Regions from separate parts of the Mus musculus genome. Here region 2 is linked to region 1. The links are chromatin loops, found by intact Hi-C in ENCODE. Cell type or tissue: gastrocnemius. All regions are shown on one strand.

Region 1 (8,000 bases):
TAACAAAGAGGTCTCAAGTCTCAAGTATATACCTGGTGTTTAGGGGTGACAAAGCATGGCATTCTAGAGCTCAGGGGTGCTAGGCAGCCCCCTCAATGACTAGATCCCTCCAGGCTCTCACACAGTGGGCAAAGTAGCCTCCATTCTGCTATGTTGGTTTTTTTGTTTGTTTTGTTTTTCAGAGTCTCTAATGAGAATAGTTTGACTGGCTTTAGCATACAAGAAGTCAAGGCTGAGGAAATGCGCTGAGCCTATCTATACCTTGGGCTGCCTGTCTCCAGCCGATAGTGCTAGGTTAAGAGCCAGAGAAAGCAGACTCCAAAATGGGTTGAAGTCCTGACCCCCACCCCCACCCCAGGTCCTTAGGAAGTGCTTTACATCAGGTGGGTGGCTGGGGATTAATTAATTAATTAGTTGAGGTCTGGCCAACTGGAGTATAGAGGTCCATGACTATGCTGTGGCCAGTGTTCTCAGGATACAGCCACACAGAGGCAGAGACGCTACTTCTGGGCAACAGAGGCACAGACAGGAGGCTGAGAATGCAGGGGTTCCAGACACCACAGGGCGGTTGATGAGGAGGAAGGCCCACTCACAAAGAGACATGGGACACCTGAATTTGAGGGGGGAGCTCTCAGCACTGGGCTTTGATCCAGGTAGCACAGGACTCTGGATGCTAGATGCCCCATGCTCCTAGCCGGGCCTGGCTCAGGCCTTGAGAAACACCACCATTGAGGGAGCAAGTGACCATGTAAGTGAATGAGTGAATGAATTGGTGAGTGAATGAATGAGTGAATCTCCTTTTTCCAGCCCTCTGCATTCATCTTTTCTGTGAAGCCACGTGTTCCTGCTCAGCCATGAGGTATAATGATACAGGTACCTGCCTGGGTCAATCAGGCAGCAGGGACAAGGGACAGGACTATGCTGAGCTGGAAGCCAGCTCTGGCACTTAGGGTCTGCTGGCAAATGCCTTGTAGGTACCTTTGCTGTGGCCTGTGCTGTTTTGTTTAGAAGAAAGGAGCACCTCTCATACCTAGAGAAACCTCATGGTGAGCCCATCCTGGCTGTGCTCTGCCCAAATACTTCCAGCCACAAAGCTTTGGTCCCCAGAGCCACAGAGATCGGGAGGGGATGCTTCGCTGGGGTAGCTAGGCTAGAAAAGCTTCCTGGAGGTACCAATCAGCCCACTCCCTAGCTAACAACAGAAAAGACCCTGTCACTGGCCTCCAGTCTAGACCCTCCACTCTTTGCATCTCCAGATCTAATGTCTCTTTTCAACTTTTTCAAAGTTGTCACCTTTGCTCGGCTTGGGAACGCTGTTATGCTCTGTCTCCACGCTCCACGTTCTTCACCGGATAAGTAAGGGCTGGGCAGTGTTTGTGTTGGAACCTGGAGAAACGGGCCTCATACCAAAGAAAAGATCCAAGGTACCCCCAGGGCAACCCTTTCTCCTGCCTGATCCTAGACATCTTCCTGCCCAGCCTCTGCCAGTTACTCCAGGGACAACCACAGTCCACACCTCCATGTCAGTCACTCCTAGTTGCTGTCTTCATCAGGAAGACTTGTTAAAAGCCTATGAAGTCCAGATGGAGTAGGAGCAGGCTTGTCCCCTGCCCTAGCTAAGTTCTCAGAGGCCTCACCCCTGTGTTCTCTGGGGATGATATGGATCCCCAGTAGCCCGTGTGGCCTTGGCTTCTCAAGTCAGATCCCTGTTCACTACGATTGTGTTTCTACATCTTGCATCCTGGCCAAAGAGTCCCCCCACCCACCTTCTTCACCTCTTAGTTCCCCTTTTTGTTCAGGAGATACTCCAGGGCTTCCCTTGTGCGCATACTAGGCAAGTGCTTTGCCCCTGAGCCACAGTCCCAGCCTGGATGCTTCTTTCAAAGATGAGCAGAACACATCTCCTGGAGCCTTCCTCCCAGTTGTCTAGACTCCTGAGGAGGCTCTCTACTAGTATAGAGCCTGCCACTGACACGCTGTGGGTAGGGAGCAGACAGTGGCAACAGCAGGGGTATGTGAGGGCCTGGAGGAGGGGCTGGCTCACTGGCTCTGAAGTCACAGCAGGCAGGAAGGTCACCCCTATCTGGTGGCAGTGACAAAAGCAGATCCTGCCTGAGCTGGAACCTTTCCTGGAAAGTGGGGGCCCCACGGTGCCCACTCTGAAGGGCTTGTGGGAAGAAATTCTCAGGCCGTGAGGGACACATCTCTGCCCTCTGCCCCTAGCTCCAGACTGAGCCCTAATCTCTGATCCCAACCCACACAGAGTCTCATATCTCACTGGAGCCGCACCAGCATTCGTCAAGCTGTCAACCTTCAGAGACAGTCTGAGCAACCCCTTTCTACCAAGGCTGGGGGGCGGAGGGGCAGGGCAGGACATTTTCCCTTCCCACCGTAGGTGGACAGCATCTACCAGCCTAGTGAGCTTGTGTAACGGTCTTTCACCTGGTTGAGCACATGGGGTGAAGATCCTCAGCCCTGGCTTGTTGGATGTCCTGCGTCCATGCAGTCCAGGAGCCTGTCCAGCTTGCATCCACAGCTGTCTTTGCCAAGTACATTAAGGTTAATGTTGCCATCTTGTTAATGGCCTGCTGTGTTATAATGTGTAACATAAACTTAAAAATTAATTGCCTCACCTTCTGAAGTGACTCTAACTGCTCCTGAAAGGAAATATGGCTAATAACTGTAATTTTAACATTGATTCTTATAGGGAGGTTATGTTTGACCAAATATCCATTGTTAATTCATGATTTCACCTTTTCCCTTCCCTCAGGCTTGGGGTGGGGGTGAGGTCTTACTATGTATTTTTAGGCCTAACTTGAAAAAAGCCCCAAGTAAAATACATCAGTCTTTGTGTATCCATTGTGAATTGTGGCTGCAGGAACTACACATGGTTACAGGGTGCCTGACTTGCCCTAACACCTTTCTAGTGTTCAGCTAAGTACTAACACTGGCCCACAAACACAGGCAGCTCTAAGTTCCAGGTGGGCAGGTTTTTTCCTTATCCATAGGGAATACATAGGATGCAGAAAGCGAACCCCTCTTTCCTGTTGGCAACAGTCAGCTAAAGTGGAATCGGTAGGAATGGGAAAGGGTGACCTCTGTAGCTAGCAGCCTCACCTCGGCTTGTTAATCAGAGGCAGATACTCTTCTCTTGCCACTTGGGGGTTGGGGGTGCAAATCCTGGAGACTGGCTGCACATTGCAGCTCCACCACCCCTCAGTACAGCTCCGCTTCTCGGAAGTGGTAGACAGGATCTGTTTCACTTCATGATGATGAAGGCAGTGAAGCAGGAGAGAGAAGAAGCCAAGGACCAAGACCTGGAGATAGGTGTATGCCCGTGTGTGTGCACATTCGTGTGAATGTGTGTGCAAGCAGGAACACAGCACTCTGGGGTCATCCACACTTGCTTTGCAGCATCTCTGAGCCCTGAAGTTGTCCAGTGGGGTCTACTAGACCATATATATGCTCGAGGTCAGGCCAGCCCTAGCTTCAGGCAGCTCCTGAGTACAGTAAGGGAGTCCCAGGGTTAAGTCTAAGCCACAACACATTTGGAAAGCTAAGACAGCAGTCCCAGAGGTGGGCACTCCATCCCGTCCCTCTGGCAGCCTCCTGTAGGTGAAGGTGGCAGTCTCCCTCAAGGATTCTAGCAGAGATGCCTGCAGGCTCCTGCCTCAGCAGGTGGACTTTTATTACTCAGAGACCAACAAATCATTCTGATGATAATGGGGATGAACAAGCACTTAATTATGAGGCCATGACACAGCAGGATTATTAATCTTAAGAGATGCAGCCCTGTCCAAAGGCCAGGCTTGCCGTTCCCTACCTTCAAGGGAGCCTGGGACCTGGCATTGGCCTCAGTGAAGCAGGCAAAAGAGGGCTGTCTGAGCTCAGAGATGAAGTGGGGGGTGCAGTGTACTGAAACTGGGGGGTCTCTGAGAGTGCCAGGACTGGAAAGGTGTTGGAGGCTCTAACATCGTTATCCCACAAAAGGAGGCCTGGCAATGTAGGTCTAGGCTGACAGAAAGCCAGTGGGACCTGAGTTCTGGGATCTTGAGAGGCAGCATGAAACAGAGCTGACTGAGGTGTGGCCCTAGCAACTCCTCTCATTCACAAGGATGAACTAGGGCCAACACTGGAGCAAACAGGAGCTCGGCATCTTCTCCCAATACTTTCCCCAGTGATGAGAGTCTACCACCCTCACACATGCCTAGAGCCAGGAAGTTTAGACTGAGGAGAGTCCAGGTGTATGGCTGCTCTTCTAGCCTGAGTGAATTCTGGTATCCAGCATCTTTAGGGTTAAAAAGGAGATGTCTCCATGCTGCTGAATGAACTTGTAACTGATCGGCCATCAGATTCATAAGAAGACCTGAGGATAGTCAGGTCTCCAGCCTCGGGTGATTCCCAGAGACAATTTAGAGGATGCCAGTTCCTGCCTGGACATGAGGTACTACATGGGTGACCCATACCCAAGTCTCAGTGGTACTGTATATCCCTAACTAGGGTCCTGAGGGATTTCAAGGTTACCATCTCCCCAGAGCTCCTGGATCACTCCTGAGGTGTCACTGAACCCTGGAATCCCCTGTTTCCTCCGGATCCAGGAGTACCCAGGGGCTGCAGCAAAGGTGGCTGGAGAGAAGCCGATGAGGACACTAAGGGATGACACCTTGGAATACTGCCAGCTCCTGGGGGAGGCCAGCTAACAGCCTGGTGCCAGGCCGGGCAGCTTGTGCGAACCGCCTGCGAAGCAAGCTGGCGGCTGGCGGCGCTTGGCAGGCAGCGTTGGGGGCTGTTTGCAGACTGCCGCCGACAGCTTCGCAGCTGAAATTGCCCTGGGTAAACAGAGGAGTGCATCGTGCCCACAGAAACTAGGAGGGGGCAGGGAACAGGAGATGTAGAGGGCTGTTTTAGGGTGACTGGAGCCTTTTGGGAGGCCCTTAGTATCTACTGGCCCTATCTGGATCTGACTTGGTCTCTGGGTCCTGGATCTAAGACTGGCACCCAGAAACCCAGCTTCCTGTCTCAAGGCTATGAACCAGGAAGGTTGATGGGGCTAAGGTGACCCTTTACCCTCCCTTCTGTGTTTTAGGGGGATTGCTCTCCTGACCATCACACTTTGTCTGGGCTCTCTTTGAGGAACCGCTGGCCTTATAACAGTGACCAGAGGAGACCCATTATCCTGTCCCCCTCAAGGAAGGGACCTGAGTGCTTTGGTTCCCATGTGTCTGGGCTGACATGTATGTACTTTCCTGGGTCTCACCCACTGAATCAGTGTTTCTGACACCCCATGCCCATGCACCCTAAGGCCCAGGGAGCCCATTTTAGGAGCTCTGCAGGAGATGAGGTAGAGAGAGGAGCATAGAACAGAAAAGGAGAGCCCTGAGGCAGGAGGCAATAGAGAGGAACTGGTGGAGGATTCTGTTAGGCAAACCACCCTCCTGGACAGCTCCTACCAGAGACCTAGTCCCACTCCCATCGGGGCTGTCTCAGCTCCAAAGATTGGGTCCCCTAATCTGGCTGCCTACAGGCTGCCCATAAATTAAACTACTTTCAGACAATAGGTAGAATCTTTGGACTCCTGGGGTTTTGGAAGCTGTGCTTCCAGCAGGGTATGGTACTGAAATGATAGTCATCAATGTCGCTGTTATGATTTTTCTGCGGTGTTGGGAATCAAACCCAAGCCTTCACACGTGCCAGGCAAGCGTTCCCTTTATTTAAATGCAGAGAACATGAAATGAAGGTTATGAGGATCACGCCTTGCACATGTGAGCCTTGGCCTGCACAACCTCTCCAAGCGGACCCTAGCTTTGGGCTCAGGCCATCCCATTCCATCCTTGTCCGTCTGATCTCAGCAATCCACGATGCTGCATTCAAGAGAGGCTTCACCTTGACTGGTGCGGCTCCTATCCAGGCCAGAGATATACGTGGCTGCTTTGTTAGTCATGCACAGGGAGGCCACTAACTCTCAGGGCCACCCAGTACCACAGATCTACAGGTCCCAGGCACCTGCCAACCTCTGTGGAGGCCACTGAGTTCCCCAGAAAGAGGTGATAAACATCCACCAGATTGATTATTAATAGCACAAATGCCCGTTACAGGAAGTGTGGTAGGAACGCAGCCGCCTTGTGGGGAGAGCCGATGATTGTCCAGCTAGAGACTGAGGCTCCTCCTTTTCCTGGAGGGACTGAATGATTAGATTTATTGAGGGCATAAGATCGCCCAAGCACTTAGCAGTCTCCTGGTCTGGTGTGAGGGGAAATGGAGGAGAGGCTGAAGTGGGCTGGCCGGTGGGGCAGTGGGAGCAGCTCCAGGAATCCGCCCTTCCCCCACAGGTTGGGCAGGCCTGTGGAGAGGAAGACTGCAGGAGGCCGGCAAGAGAGAGAGAGACCCTGAAGCACTTCTGCACCCTGCTCGGGGAAGATTTCTGATTGTCCCCAAGGCCTAGTGGCCAGGGAGTCCCCCAGGCTCCTCCTAGGCCAGGTACTCCTGTCAGTAGGACTTCCTCTTCTAGTGTGAGCTGCTTAGACAGGTCCTACCTGAGCGGGGAAAGAGAAGCCTCGGGAGGACCCCATGATGTATACCAGGGCAGCACGAGCCGCTCTGACTGGCCTTTGTCTCTGAGCACAGGATGGAGGGAGAAGGAAGAAAAGGGAAGAGGGGAAAGGAGAAGAGAGATTGGGAGAGTGAAGGGTGAGCAAGCTGGCCTTGGGGGTTGGGAGGAGGTCCTCTATCCACTTGGTATGTGGAGCACCTCAGCAGGATGGAATTGTCAGACACCAATATTCACAAATATCCAGACTCTTTAATTTCCATATAACGGCTGTCATACTAAATCTAAATTTAATGTTTGTGTGGAATCCTGAGTTTAAAGTATCCTCGCACGACTATCTGCTTGGTGGCTCTAGTGTAAACACAAATGCAGTAAGCATGGCACTCAGAGTGTCTCTGTCACCTCTGCACCTGGGCCAGTACCTGATATAGCTCCAGGAAGACTGATTCTGTGGACAAACACTGAAGGGCTTGACTGCGGAAATCACCAGTGTCTTAGTTAGGATTTTACTGCTGTGAACAGACACCATGACCAATGCAACTCTTATAAAAGACAACATTTAATTGGGTTTTCTTATAGGTTCAGAAGTTCAGTCCTTTATCATCAAGAGAGGAGCAGGGCAGCATCTAGGCAGGCATGGTACAGGAGGAGCTGAGAGTTCTACATCTTCATCTGAAGGCTGCTAGTGGAAGACTGGCTTCCAAACAACTAGGATGAAGGTCTTAAAGCTCACACCACAGTGACACACCTACTCCAACAGGACCACACCTTCTAATAGTGCCACTCCCTGGGCCAAGCATAAACAAACCATTATAATCAGGTTAGTGGGTGGGGCTAATGCCTGATACGATGTCTGAGTATCTCAGGGACCCTGGAGATATAAGGCTATGCCCATAGTACCAGAGTGTGGTTAAAATCCTTTTGGGACACCAGAACTTTTAAGTACGGTGGGAGAGGGAGGTCAAAACCCCAGGGTGGTATAGGAGTCTCAACTTGGGCCTCAGCCCACTTATGCCTGCCTCGCTAGCTTGGATTAGTGCTCTTAGTGGGCTGCCATAAACTCACAGAGATCTGCCTGCCCCTTACTCACCAGTGCTGGGATTAAAGGTGTGTGTCACCACACCCAGGGAACCTAGCCTTCTGTATAGGTACACTTGATATCACCCACTACTAATGTGCTGTGCATTGCAGTAACCAATACATACTAAATGCCCATGGGACTTCCAGTATCCACTATGCCTCAGTCAAAATCTCAGAGAGTTCATACAACTCCGAAGATCTCCCACCCAGGTGATGGAGCTGGGGTCCCATCACTGGCAGCTCTATCTCCTGGGTGAGGGTCTGCAGTGCACGTGTGTGCAGGTGGCCCAGTCCACAGAGACACCTGGCTGAAGCAGCATCAGGGGCAGTCCTTTTATTTCTCTGCTCTGTCATGAACTGGCTATCACCTTGT
Region 2 (8,000 bases), 190 kb before region 1:
TGTGACACTATTACACAGCTAATGCTACTGCTCAGAGCCCAGGGCGCAAAGATGGCCCCAGGGAGACTAACCGAGACACAGCAGATGGTTTGGCTATACCGGAGTCTGGCTTGCTGTCTGCAATCTGATTCGCCAGGGTTACCTGCAGAACATCACCCTGCCACATGTGCCACATCTCCTGGGGAGGCTGAGGAACCTGAAGGTTAAACACACACAAACTAGCCAGAAACTCAGGGTCACACAGGGAAAGACGTGTCTGGACTGAAGCTTCACTCCTCAAACACCCACCCCCAACCTCCCGCTCTTGGGTCAGGCTGTATCCACCCACGCACAAGTGTACATGGGACTGAGACTAGAGCAGTAGTCTTAGGCTCAAAGGGTAGACGTCTGAGTGTGAGTGCTCTTGGCCAGAAATGGACATATGGAGACCCTGAAACTCCCATACACTGGCATCACATACGGGCAACACTTGCCCCCTAAGGAGAATACCAACTGGTATGGTCTGAATGTATCATGAGGTGCAGAGTGGGCTGAAGGCTGGAGCCCAAGAAGACAAGTGGCATGGCACCCTTAAACAAGGATATCCCCTAGCAGACACCTGACAAGGCCCGCCTGCTTACGACTCACAGAGAGTTGCTCCCAGCTAGGGTCCATGCTGTGGGCAAGCTGGAGGAAGTACACAGACATCTCCAGGACAGATGCCATGTCCTCCCGTCGGCCATCAAACTGAGGCAGTAGAGCCCGCAAGTGCTCACAGCTCAACGAGATCCGCCTCCTGCTTCCAGACAAGGAAAACAAAAATCCTACCCTCACCAGATAGCAAAAGAACCCACCACTGAGCAGCCTCCAAGGCCTCCTGAGCAGCGGGTTCAGCCCTGTCCCATTGGAACCCAGGAGGCACGCCAGAACTCTGGGCTGACGGCACAGCCCAGCCCTGAAGCAGCAGCTCTGTTCTGGTATGTGAAAGGGTGAATCCAAGTCAAATTGTAGGAACAACCGGCCTACTCCACAAAGCTGAGCTTACTTTGGAATCTGGTTTTAATCCTGGTTGGTCCAGATGAATACAAGCTCATTAAACCACAGACCTAAACTCCTCCACCCCGTTGGCATACTGCCCACCCCGAGGTTGCCCGCACCTGCGTTCTCTCTCGCTGACCACGTTTCTCCGAAGACTGGGGCCCAAGTTTGCAGCAGCCACAGGAGCTGTGCAGAGAGCTGAGCTTTGTGATGAGGTCTGCAAGCTGTCCTGAGTCTCAGGCTGAGGAGTCTTGCTACAGAGAAAAGAGCCAAGACCACTTATGAACCTCACAAAAGGCACCAGTGCCCCACATGGAGAACTAGGGCATTTGGGGTAGATGTCTGGAAGAAGTGAAGGCCGGCCTGGGTCATCCAGGAATACCATCTGGCCAGCTCACGACCCCTCCCCCACCTCCTCCACGCCAAGATGGGAGCTCTGCCTGGCTGTGCCAGGTAAGGTGAAGATGTAAGTCACCCTTTGGCAAAGGTCTTGGAACCTGACCCTCTCAGAGCCCGTCAACCCAAATTTTACCTGCATCCCGTAATGCCAGAGACTCTGTAATCCTCATTGGCCCGCTCGTGGCCACCGGACGCCATTGGCACGAAGTTGGAGGGAAGCAACAAGCCGGAAGCCGCAGATAGCCCTTAGCTAGGCCCACCAGCCCGCCCTCTCACCCACACTGTGCCTACCCCAGGAGCTCTGCATCCAACCAGCACCTGGGTGCCCACTCTTATGCAAGCGTCTCACTCCACGCCCCCCCCCCCCGCCTCCCCGCCCCACCTGCCCACTTCGTGCTGGGCTTGCCCCGCCCCTTCTCGTGTTTGACTCCCTGCTTCACGTGCAGACCTTCAGACCACGTGACCTGATCACAGCCCACGTGATAGCTTGCAGCTCTGTTTCTGACCCCTTTGTCAGAAAGTAGCAACACAGTTCCAAGTAACCCGTCTCTAGTGGATTTCTAGGGGCATGGCCAGCGGGATGCCCAGGTCTCCGCTTTCTCTTTTTGCCAAGTATTTGTTCGTTCCCACCCAAGATGACTCTGCCTACAGCTCTTTGGAGCAGACTACAGGGCTATTTGAAGTCCAGCCCTGCCCTCGAGAAGCTCACAACCTAGTTGGGAGAAGAAGGTTGTTCCACAGTATAAGGGACCCTGGCCAGTCTCAAGAGGACTCTAGGGTGTTCAGGTATGCTCTCTCAGATGGTTCCTTCTAGCAGATGTTCTTCCCAAAAAACACAGTTATCACCCACCCTGCCGGATCACCAGAGCCAGGCAACACCCGGGCTTCGCTGGTGAAACACTCAGCTGGCCTGCCAACCCCTACTTAAGCGCCTGCAGCCAGAAGTGTTAGCGACCTGCATTCCTGATCTAAACCTGTACAGCAGTTTGGAGACCCGCATCTGGGGCCTGTCCTCAAAAGCTCAGTCCTAGCTGGCAGGAGTCCCTTAGCAAATATTCCTTGGATGACAGAAAGGAGGAAAGGGGAAACGGGGGGAGGGGGGTGGTGGTGAAGGAACATGTAGTGGTGAGAGATGGGTGCAAGAAATGCAGGGACTTCTCAGAGGATAGTTGATGCAGATCACTGCACCTCTCCTGGGGACCTGCAGAGAATGGGCAGGTAGTGCCACAGAGGAAATGATACATAGTGGGACCTCTTGCCTCTGCTTCCAGTTGGGTGGAGTCATGGTTGAAGGGCTTGGGATGAGCTGGAGAAAGGTAATACTTGGACATTGTAAGTGGAATGGTCTTGCCCATCTCTTCATCTTTGCTCTGCTCCAGGCACCAAAAAAAAAAAAAAAAAAAAAAATTTATTCTGCTAGCAGCCTTCAGATGAAGATGTAGAACTCTCAACTCCTCCTACACTATGGCAGGGTGAGAGCCAGGGTACTGCTGACATGGGCTCACAGGCTCAGGCAACCTTGGTAGGAAGGCACAGCCTTTGACTAAGGATAGGGACAGAGGTGTGGAGAAAGAGCCAGGGGGCTTACTCTTTGTACTGGAGGCTTGGGGCTAAGGCCCACCATTCCCCAGCCAGATGAGGCAGCTACAGTACTTGGGGCTCCCACTTCAGGCATTTTTGCCGGTGTAGTGAGGGCTTGAGATGGGGCCAGAAATGCTTAGGGACACTGGATTCTGAAAACACTGTGAAGTCTGGGGGAAGAGAGGAGGAACATGGCAGCTCCACACAGGGAACCGACCCAGCAGGACCTGCTCACAGTAGCCGTCTCCCCTCTTACTCAGGCTGCACTCTGGGCTTGGATCTTCTGGGCAGAATGTCGCCATATACTCATTTATGTAAAGCCTTCCAAAATGCCTCCCAGCTTGCTACCTCTGATGGCCCAGTGTCTTAGTCAGGGTTGTACTGCTGTGAACAGACACCATGACCAAGGCAACTCTTATAAAGGACAACATTTCATTGGGGCTGGCTTACAGTTCAGAGGTTCAGTCTGTTGTCATCATGGTGGGAAGCTTGGCAGCATCCAGACAGGCATGGAAGAGCTGAGAGTTCTACATCTTCATCTGAAGGCTGCTAGCAGAATACTGACTTCCAGGCAGCTAGGATGAGGTTTTAAAGCCTACGCCTACATTGACACATCTACTCCAAGTCCACACCCCTTCATAGTGCCACTCCCTGAGCCAAGAATATTCAAACCACCACACACAACAAGGCCACCTCCCTGCTAGACCCTAGTCAGTTGGTGATGTAGACCCAGATAGGGTCTCTCTGAGTGATGGTCTGGATCCCCCAGTAGTAAACCTGCCAGAAGGGTCAGTTAGTTGGCTGTTGGGCAGATGGAGGTGAGGCATAACCAGGGGATGTAGAACCCAGATCAGTGAGTCGCAGTCTGTATCTCTTCTGAGGACTGTGGAGCACCCCAGCCCTCTGCAGAGCCAACTGTACCTCTGCCTCAAAGTATCTGTGTTCAGTCTGCCCTCCTGCAGACAGACATGGGGCCTCTGGTGGTTTGAATAAGAGTGGCCCCCATAGGCTCGTAGACTTGAATGCTTAGTCCTGGAGTGGCACTACTTGAGAGGGAATTGGAGGTGTGGCCTTGTTGGAGTTAGGAAGTGTGTCACTGGGGGTGGACTTAGAGATTTCAAAAGCCCAAGCCAAACCTGGTGGCTCTCTGCTCCTGCTTTCTGCAAGATTCTGATGTAGAACTCTCAGTTACTTCTCCAGGACCGTGTCCACCTGCATGGTGTTCCCTACCATGATGATAATGGACTGAACCTCTGAAACTGTAAGCCAGCCCTGATTAAATGCTTTCTTTTATAGGAGTTGCCTTGGTCATGGTGTCTGTTCACAGGGATAGAACACTATGACAGGACTTTTGGGAGGGTTGATGGGAGTGGAATCAGTAGTCCTATTTGTGATCCCTCTAGTATACTGACCTAGCCCCCAGTGAGAGACTGGGTTCGTAGCTTTTCTCTGAAGAAGAGCATGAACAGAAGTCATCTCAACCTCCTTCCATCTCCAAGGTACCCTGTGTTTGTCTCTCCTGCCCCCACCTCTCATTGCCACAGTGTTGGTTTGGAGAGGGTTCTTCAAGACACTGGACAGCAAAGGCTCCTGGAGCCCTTAAGGTCCATATTCAAGGTTTCAGGGTATCTTATGAATAACCTGTTTGCCAGAATGTTGCCCTGCATCACGAGGGTGTAGCACCTGAGGGTGGTACTGTACCTACTCCACTACCTGTTGATAGGTGCTCATGTGACTGAGGGCTGGCAGAGGTCACTGTGATACCTGGGGTCCAGACAGCACTTTAGCCTAGCAGGTTCTGGCTGGGTGCCCTAGAACACTGGGGCTCTAGGTGCAGGCCTCTATCCTACTGAGCACTGTTGGAAGGAGAGGAAGAAAGGGAAAGCTGGCAGGACACAGTAGCCGTGCAATTCCATGGATGCTTGCCCACTTTAAATGTGGAGGTCCTCCCCATTCCCAGTGTCCCACGGAAGCCCCACGGGGTCAGGGTGCAAGGTGTGACCAGCAGGGGGCGCTCAAGGACAAGAGCCTGGACCCTGGGGGAGGGGACAGGACAGTTTTTTTTGTTGTTGTTATTGCTGCTGCCTCCCCCACTTCCAATCTTGGAAGAAAAAAGAGACTTAAGTGTTTCTGGCCAAAGTGAAGAGAGGGGTGATTGTGGTTTCCGACTTATCCTGCACCAAGTCTGCATGCCTCTCGAAGACGCACCCCCTAGTATGAGGTGCACAGTAGTTATCGCCCTCCTGTGGGAATTCCACAGGTCCCCCGTGGATGCACCATCCAGGACATATCCTCCGATTCCCTGTGATAGACCTCTCATCTTCAGGACTGTCTGCAGCCTTTCTTGGGAAGGAGCATTTATTTGGCCCAGCCTAGTAGCGCCACAGGGGTGTGCTGGATGCAACAGTGGCTGGAACACAGCCTTTCCGAAGTCCAGAACTCAAGACTGCCCATATATTTGGAGATGAAAGTAAGATGAGGTGTAGAGAGCGCCCCTTTTTCACATCTTCTGCAAAGAGCACTCAGGTGCGGGCGTAGGGAGGGACTCACGAGGCATCTCCACGTAACAGTAGCAGCACTGGGACCAGAAAGAAATACACCGCACAGAAAGGCAACCCCTGCCAGACAGAGCCACTGAGAAGAGGGTGAGGGAGGTGTTACAAGCCGAGGCAGTGGTAGTTTTCTGCTGGCCATTTCTTTGCAGCTGCTGACTATTGATTCCTGCGAGGAAGGGCTTCCAGTGGCCTGTGAACCAGCCCTTCTAGACATCAAGAACACATAGCTAGTACCTACCCAAGTGACCACATGCCATGCAATACTGGTGGAGGGGCCCAGGGTCAACAGTGCACATTGGTGGTGTTGATCCTGGTCCTAGTCCTCTATGCTCCCTTCCCCACCTCTTTCCCAGCCTATCTCTGCTTTTCTGAGGCCAAGCATACTGAAAGGGAGTCCGGGGATGCTGCCGCTGCTGACAGTTTGCCCTGTCTTTGAGGACCATTCTGGGTGAAGGCCCAGGTTTTCACCTGGATCTTTAAAGGCCAGAGACATTCCTAGAAGTCCTAGGTGAGACAATGTGGGGTTGGGAGCAAATGCTCTGAAAGCAGACAGTGTCCTTGGGAAGTAGAGAGCACCTGGCCCGCCCCTGGCTAGAACCAATCAAGAGCTGCCTGCCAGGCAGAGTAACCCCGGGAGGGCTCTCTGGTTTCTGTGACCTTGCTGTTTGGGGACCCTCTGCCACATATCTCTGTGATTTGGTGTCACAATTTGCTGCCTGGTTGCAGTCCAAGCAGGGACACTGCGTCCTTGCAGTCTGGGCTTCAGCTCCAGGACTAGTGGCATCTTCTACCTGGCACTGTCCACAAGTCTTCCATTCCCGCCCCCACCCTCCAAATCTGAGCCTGACTTCTGTCCCTGCACAGATCTGCTCTCAAACCTTCAGGCAGAGCTGCTGCCAGGACCGTAGGGCTGGTGTTAAGGCGGCAGTGGGGGTAGGGGGTGGGGGTGGGGTGGGGGTAGGGGGTGGGGGTGGGGTGGGGGTGAGCCCTTCGTAATACCAAACTGGCAGTTCACAGTGGCCTTAGCAGGGGCCTGGGGGTAGGAGCTGAGAGTCCTGAGTGGATCAGCCCTGCCTTGGATGTATCTCTGTTTTATAGGTGCTGGAAAATGTGAAGTACTTTTCTCAAGGGAGTTTGATTCTCACAGTGTCTCCAGTTCATCTCTATCAGCCCTGCACCAATGCTGCTAACATACCCAGACTTCATCATAGCTGACAAGTAGGGATCCAGAGACGTCCTCCTAGGTCACTAGACATTGTCCTCTTCTGTTATGCACCTGAGTGTGGTTCGGGGTTTTCAGCCCTAAGATGACAGCCAGTGTGGCAGACGGAGGGGCCTTGACATTGTTGTCTGTTTCAGTTCTTTGGTTGTTTTTTAAAACAGGGTTTCTCTGTGTACCCCTGGATGTCTTGGATATACCTATATATACCTGAATATACCTATAGACCAAGCTGGCCTCAAACTCAAAGATCTGCCTGTCTGTCTCCAAGTGCTGGCATTAAAGGAATGTGCCACCACTGCCTGGGTGACATTGCTTTCTTAAAGCAAAGAGTTCCTCTCTACCACTCTAGTACACTTCCCACCAGAGCACAGACCTTTCCTGGAACTGTGTGTTCCGAACAGCCTGGATCCCAGCCATCTCGGGACCCTCTGGGCCCTGAAGACTAAGAAACAGAACTTGATCTTGGCCTGCAGCCAGAGTACAAGCCTGGCTCGCCCTCTGGGTCTGTGGTTAAGCAGCAGTGTCTCCAGGGCAGCAGGAAGTGGCCCAGGCCCACATGCAGCCCTGGCTGGCAAGAGGAACAGTCAGACAACAGCTCTACAGCCAAAGCTGGAGGGAGCTCAGCAGCCACCCAGGAGGCAGAGGTAGGAGCAAGGAACAGAATGGTCCCCAGGATTCCAGTGCCAACTGTAGATGTAGCCTAGGTATTTACTCGGCATACCCGAGAGTGCAGACTCAGCAAGCCAGGGAAAGCAAGCCAGTAAGCAGCATCCTGCCATGGCCTCTGCATCAGCTCCTGCTTCCAGGTTCCTGTCCTGTTTGAATTCCTGTCCTGACTTCCTCTAGCAGTGGACTATGATCTGGAAGTGTAAGCCAAATAAACCCTTTCCTCCCCAACTTGCTTTCTGATCATGGTGTTTCCTCACAGCAATAAAACCCAGACTAAGACACCCACCTAGTTTAGATTTTTAGTTGATGAAGTTAGATCATATGGGTTTGCTGTCTTTTGCAATTGCTTCTTTTGGTCTTCTTGGTGTTCAAACAGGTAAGGCCACGTTCCCGAGGGCAGCAAGCTTCCCAGGCACAACCAGAACCAGTGAGAACACGGCAGACCCTGTGTGTGGTTAAGCGGACCTCAGTGTTGGACTTTGTCCTCTGTGGCTCCCTTGCCTTTGAATCTTCCTTTGGACCTGGTGAGGTAGCATTTGCCACGAAGCCCAGTGTCC

The links. Peaks named below come from ENCODE experiments on the same cell type or tissue, not always from the same donor. Only the 100,000 strongest peaks of a DNase experiment are listed, where the experiment ranks them.
Region 2: a loop joins it to region 1, with 2.5 times the contacts of the local background. A loop is called at or near these places in 2 of 42 quality-filtered maps.

The regions. Positions count from the first base shown.
Region 1 is chr2:26,035,413-26,043,412 of GRCm38, forward strand. No RefSeq gene overlaps it. Among named protein-coding and RNA genes, the nearest start is that of Ubac1, 18 kb to the left of the region's middle. In gastrocnemius, no CTCF peak of the experiment used is centred here; a DNase peak (open chromatin) is centred at 4,718.
Region 2 is chr2:25,845,582-25,853,581 of GRCm38, forward strand. Sohlh1 (spermatogenesis and oogenesis specific basic helix-loop-helix 1) reads right to left here and starts at 1,667. Exons shown (of 8, transcript NM_001001714.1): 1 at 1,550-1,667; 2 at 1,137-1,271; 3 at 628-775; 4 at 72-196. The coding sequence starts at 1,614. In gastrocnemius, a CTCF peak has its summit at 4,992 (motif pointing right); DNase peaks (open chromatin) are centred at 1,123, 1,412, 4,983 and 7,251.